Regions from separate parts of the Homo sapiens genome. Here region 2 is linked to region 1. Evidence: chromatin contacts called from ENCODE Hi-C or POLR2A ChIA-PET data. All regions are on one chromosome and are shown on one strand. Each heading gives the region's core, a stretch centred on a gene start or an enhancer-like site at or near the end of the contact. The rest is flanking DNA. Distances are from core to core; before and after follow the strand shown.

What was found. A loop is a pair of places that touch in the nucleus more often than their neighbours do. ChIA-PET counts read pairs that join two places held with the same protein, here RNA polymerase II (POLR2A). Pooled maps may share reads with other maps.
Region 2: a pooled map shows a loop between it and region 1 (4-fold over the local background). The contact joins the promoter of EIF3J here to the promoter of RPUSD2 in region 1. A Hi-C loop is called at or near these places in 1 of 37 single-sample maps with no recorded cell type and 4 of 50 pooled maps. POLR2A ChIA-PET finds 5 or more read pairs at or near these places in 1 of 52 experiments (B cell).

The regions. Positions count from the first base shown.
Region 1 is chr15:40,567,628-40,570,659 of GRCh38, reverse strand. It overlaps RPUSD2 (RNA pseudouridine synthase domain containing 2), which reads right to left and starts at 1,361. Exons shown (of 3, transcript NM_152260.3): 1 at 717-1,361. The coding sequence starts at 1,322. RefSeq lists enhancers at 730-779, 529-1,028, 1,090-1,419.
Region 2 is chr15:44,535,501-44,538,461 of GRCh38, reverse strand. EIF3J (eukaryotic translation initiation factor 3 subunit J) reads right to left here and starts at 1,315. Exons shown (of 8, transcript NM_003758.4): 1 at 1,225-1,315; 2 at 1,035-1,138. The coding sequence starts at 1,267. EIF3J-DT (EIF3J divergent transcript) reads left to right here and starts at 1,539. Exons shown (of 2, transcript NR_034170.1): 1 at 1,539-2,419. RefSeq lists silencers at 813-862, 883-1,192, 1,383-1,552 and enhancers at 1,723-2,172, 1,860-2,647.

The sequences.
Region 1 (3,032 bases), core at 112-2,611:
CCACTCACAACCATGGTAAACTAGTGTTACTGAGAGGTAAACAGTGTTACTTCTGACAGGGGTGTCTGGTACCTCATAGATGTGATGGAATTTTAAAGGAGTCAAAGCACTGGGCTAAACAATTCTAGTCTCTATCCCTGACATCTCATAACTCTATGTTAAATAGTTTAAGTAGTAGTTATAGGAACATAGGCTTTGGTAGTGGCACTGTTGATAGCCTTACCCCTGTGAGTTTCCTTAGTTTCCTCAGAGGTAAAATGGAGTGGCAATACCTACTTCACAAGGCTGTCATTAGAATTAGTGGACATACAATGTTTAACTTTGTGCCCAGCACACAGTAAAGAGACATAAATGATAGCCCCTATTATTACTATTTGCACAGAGATCTACAACGCAGGGTAAAGTGATCAGTGCCCTTGCCACAAGACGGTGTTTAAAGGAATTATGAAAATTCCAACTTCTGTCCCTTGGAAACAAGGAAGCTGCCTTGAGGAAGAGGATAAACAGGCTGAGTCCTGAAGCACAGACACCCTGGCCACTTGCGGAGGTGGGAAACGGGCTAAAATAGTGTTCCAAATGAAAGCGAGAACGCTTTAGAATTGCCATGATTTTAATCCAGTACCTATGCTTTACTAAGACTAAAAAACAAAACAAAACAAAACAAAACCCGGCCCCTTTTCCTCGCCCGCTTCTGGCCAGCCCCATCAGGACTCCACCTTGAGCACGATGTTGAGGTCCTGCACCGGCTTCTCGTTGAGTTGCAGGCGGCCCGCCCGGACCGCGGCCTCATAGTAGGCCAGGGGCTGAGCTCGGAACTCGGTACTGAAGACGTGCAGCAAGCTGTGGCCCACCCAGCGACCTTTGCAGTAGGTCCGGAAGTCAAAGTAATAGGGCCGCACCTTACGCAGGCCGCCCTCGAAGTAATAACTGGTTTCTGCAAAGTGCTCATCTCCGAAGCTCACCCCGGTCCGCCGCTTCTTCGGGGGCGGCACGACACGCTCCCTGGTTGCGCCCCGCCGCTTCTTATGCTTGCCCGGGCCTGGGGCTGCAGCCGAGGGATGCTCCCCGCCTACTGGGGCCGGCTCCACTTCCCGGCCAGCCGGCTTCGGGGGCCCGGGGGACAGCTCAACCTTCGCGTCGCCACCAGCGTCACCGTTTTGCTGATGCGAAGCCCTCAGCCCGCCCTCTGTCCCAACCTGGGTAGACACTGTTTCTGCCATTGGGCCCTTATCGCCACTCCAAGTCCTGGTAAAGCTAGGGCGCCTAAGGTCGTAGCGCCAATGTCCAAGAACCCTGAGCCATCCGCGGCGGTCCAGCCACATAACCACGCTGCCCCCACTCCACTCCCAGGGTCGCGATCTGAGGACGTCACTCGGCCCCAGCGAATCAGGGAGGCCCAGTCCCGAGGCGGGGTCTGCGATAAGTGAGCGAATGAGTGAGCTGCTCGAATTAAATTAGGTGAATTGAGTGAGCTTAGAGATGAGAGACTGTAAATGTCTCACCAAAAGTGACCTTACTCAGACGTCTTCCTATTAGGGAGATACGACGTTATTTATAAAGGAAACCCTTGGAATTGCTCCGTGTAAAGGCCATGACAGGAGTAGGTCGTGTAAATTCCGAGTAGTCCCTTGGGTCTGAAGAAACGCTTGAAAGGAGCTTTATTTAAGACAAAACAAAAACTAACAACCAGAATAAAGATTGCTAAACTCTGCGAATATACTAAAACCCACTGTATTCTATATTTTAAAAGGGTCAATATTATAGTATGTGACTTGTATCTCAGTAAGATTGTTATATATGTATTTAAAACACACACAAGCACCCCAGAAGCAATGTGTTCACACCTGTGTTTCCCCCTAACAGCATGAGAAGGATTAGTGATCCCCATTCGCCTCCCACATGCTTCCATCCTGAGATTAAAACTGCAAATAGATCAGAGGATATATGGCGAGGGTTCTTAAGTGCAAAATAAACCAACTCTGGCTAATTTCATCAGAGATAGAATTATGGAAAGTATATTAGTGCCTCATAGAATTCACAAGACAACTGGAGACTAGGCTCAGAAAAAGGGCCAAATCAAGGGAAACCAAGCCTTTTGAGAGCCTGGCTTCAGACATGTCAGGGAAGAAACCCAGTTGGGATGCAGTAGACACAAGAAACTATGTTGTGCCAAAGGACTCTTTTTCCTGCAGCCCTGCCACCCCTTGGAGACCCCTAAATCTCCCTGTGTCTCTGTGTCCCTCTTCCAAGGTTAAGAGTCCTGCAGGGGAGGACTTCCATCAGCCAAACCTCATTGCTCTGAGCCCTCACTTCCAGGGTGCCTGGAGATGGAAGAATTTAACCCTCTTTTTTTTTTTTTTTTTTTTTTTTTTTGAGACGGAGTCTTGCTCTGTCGCCCAGGCTGGAGTGCAGTGGAGCGATTTCACCTCACTGCAACCTCCGCCTCCTGAGTTCAAGCCATTCTTCTGCCTCAGCCTCCTGAGTGGCTGGGACTACAGGCACGCACCACCACGCCTGGCTAATTTTTATATTATGAGTGCTGGGATTACAGGCGTAAGCCACCGCGCCCGGCCAAGAATCTAACCCTCTTTGGTATCCAGAGTGGGATTCTTCCAAATAAGGAGGCATTTCAATGTTAGTTTGCCAAAAAAAAAAAAAAAAAAAAGACAGTCTAATTCTTATCCTAGGCATTTGTATTCTGGAGAGGAGAAAGGGAAATCTTTTTTAGCTAAATTCCTTCTTCAAGTCATTAGTCTCACCAAACTAACTGAGGGACTGCAGCTGAGGTATCCACAGCTGCAGAACTCCATATGCTGAAAAGTCTGATTCCTGACTACCTCCAGAAATAAGAGGTAGAATTCTCCATTGATTGTGGGGTATGTTAGAACCAAACTACTTCACAGGAGGGACATCATCTCTCAAGTGCATCATTTCATTAAGATATTTACAGTGAAAGCAGAACCTTATCCAAAAGAAAAGTATGTATTCTTAGCTAGCCTCTTTGCTCCATAGGATTGGGGTGGGAGAATTAA
Region 2 (2,961 bases), core at 66-2,565, 4.0 Mb before region 1:
TATAAATTAGGAGAAATTCACTAAATTAGGCAAAACCACAAAAAAAAATCATTTTCCATTTCACACAAAACTTTATCTGCACAAATATAACAAGATTTTGAGAACTTTGTTAATAAGAGTCTTAACATTTTGGATTTGAGACTTCTGTAACTACTGTAAAAAAAAAAAAAAACCATGTAGAAGTAAATGTCACTTACAGCTGTATAATGAACCCTTCGGAGTTTTCAAAATCAAACGACTGAGGTAAAAATGATTATCTACAAGGCACAGACAAAACAACAACAACAACAAAAAACCACGGGCCCGTCATCTACAACCACCACCAAATCTTCAATATTTCCTTAGGTGTCGTATGTGTGTAGTTGAGTAACTGTCGTCTCTCCATTTCTCAGGTCACGGTGTGAACTACCTGGGTTTCTGTCCACTAACTGCGGGCTATCTCAGTGGTCAGTTCATTCTTTTTACCACAGGGTGGGGGAAGGGAGAGCCAAAAGTTATTTCCCTTTACTGTTTCTAGCTGTCTCGTGTGGGAAAAAAAGGTTGAAATTCAACTACAATATTTCACTCATCTAATCCCTCGAACAAACTGTATAAGTAGACCTCAGGGTCATAAATGAGTTACTGGCCCTGGGCTGACTTGAGCTCGAAAAGACAGGCGAGTCTCAAGGCTTTCCATATGGATAAGCTACAAGGCTCAATTCCCAACTTCCCGGTCTCATTCCTGCGAGAGGCTCCGGACCGCGAAGCTTGCACGTGGGCCGACCCGGCCGATGCTGTCACCTTTCGTCGCCAGCCGGCGGGTGGGATCCACGCCGGAGAGCAGACTCTCAACCGGCGAGGGAGTCCGGGAGGCCACGCTGCCAGTCTTCGGCCCACACATGGCCGGCAAGCGGAGGGGAAGAGAGCACCGCCAGGCCCTATGCTCGCGCCTGGACCCACGGCCCGCAGGCCCCGGCAGCGACCCGGGGCCCAGAGTCGGCCGGCAACAGCGCCAGCCCGCTTCCGCGCTGCCCGGCGCCCTAGCCCGCACCCACCTTGACGTCCTCGTCCTCGTCCTCGCCTTCCCAGCGGTCCCCGCCGGCAGTGCCGCCGCCCCCCACCTTCCGCACTGGGTCTTCCACGGAGAAAGCGTCGGCGTCTACGGAAGAAAGCGAGCCGTGTTAGTGCCTGCCACTGCGTGGGGCCGGCGCCGGCCCGGGCCCTGCCCCAGCAACTTCTCCTCACCCCAGGAGTCCGAGTCCCCCGCCGCCGCCGCCGCCGCCGCCATCTCGAGCCGGGTGTGAGCGTGTGTGAGAGGGAGAGCTAGCGAGGAGTTAGCACGGCGGAGGTGAGTCACTGGGTTTGCTCTCGTTGACCGGCGCGGAGCAGGATGGGACCGTGGCTGACTGTGCGCCGAGCCGAGGCCACGCCCCCTCAGGCGGCGGCGGCGACGCGCGCGGGTAAGAAGTGGGCGGGGAACGCGGTCGGTGGCGCTGCGGGGCTGAGGGAGAGGCGGAGGGGGGGGCGGAGGGGGGCGGAGGGAGGGGCGGAAAGAGCAGAGGGAGGGGCACAGGGGGCTGAGGAGTGCTGGGTCGGGCTTCCAGCTCCCTACAACGCAGACCAGTACTGGAGTTCGTGGTGCTGGAAGACCGCCGCCCGACTCTGGGCCCCGGGTAGGAAACGTAAGTGCCAGGAAGTTAGCAGAGTGGTTCTTTGGCTGGCGCCTGAACCTCGCCAGTCTTCGTCGCCCCTCCCCTGCCAACGCCTACCCCGCTTCGACCGGAGGGTGCGCTGTCCCTCTGGTCACTGTGATCACCGTCCATGGCCGCCTGCGGATACCCACGCCGTGCTCAGAAGAGGGCTCTGAGGCCACGCCCGCCTGTGGGGTCGGTGGCCGGGCTTCCGGGACCCCAGAGGGAGTCGTCGCGCGCTAGGTGGAGGGGACCCCTCTGGAATCCGGCGATCCCCGGGCGCAGATGCAGGAGCGGGTGGGGAGAGCCGCGTTCCTGGCATGTTTGCCTCGAGTTAGTCACGAAGGAATCGAAGAGAGCCTTAGTCTTCGAGGCTTTTCCCTTCCTGTGAGCCCCTTTGAGGCCAGCACATTGATTTTTTTTTCTTTCGCAGAACAATTTCGGACCTCCTGGGGTCTATGCTAGGTATGAGGTGTATCTTTGCCCTCCATCAAGTAGCAAAGATGGACATGTAAACAAATTTCGACACTGTGATGACTGCCACAAAAAGCAGCATTATGAGGTTGAATGTAAAAGGATAACCTTAGCGGCGGCGGGGGCCGGAGGATGAAGGAAGGCTTCCTGAGGTAGGCGCTGGTTGAAACTGAAGTTGGAGAGAGCAAGTGGCATTTGCTGAAGTGCATTTCCGGTAGAAAACTCCAGTGGTCCCTCACCTGACTGAGTGGCGCAGTCAGAGATAAATGGAACAGGTACACTGACCAGAAAGGGCAAGATGGGCTAAACTTCGCCGTTGGGCCACTGGGCTCCCCCGCAGGATTTTAAAGAGCTAGCCAGTAGATGGATTTTGTTTTTGTTATTTTCGCAATTTATTTTCAAATATGTAATACGCGAACTTGGTACAACATTCATGTGATAAAAAGGTAGATACGTGGGCAGGACGCGGTGGCTCACGCCTGTAATCCCAGCATTTTGGGAGGCCGAGATGGGCGGATCATTTGCTGTCAGGAGTTCGAGACCAGCCTGGCCAACATGGTAAAACCCCACCTCTACTAAAAATACAAAAATCACCTGGGCGTGGTGGCGGGCGCCTGTAATCCCCACTACTAGGGAGGCTGAGGCAGGAGAATCGCTTGAACCCGGGAGGCGGAGGTTGCAACAGTGAGCCGAGATCGCGCCACGGCTCTCCAGCCTGGGCGACAGTTAGACCCGTCTCAAAAAAAAAAAAAAAACAAAAAAGGTAGATACAACGATCAGCTGCTCCGCTCCGTTCTTTCTAGTGGTAACCATTGTT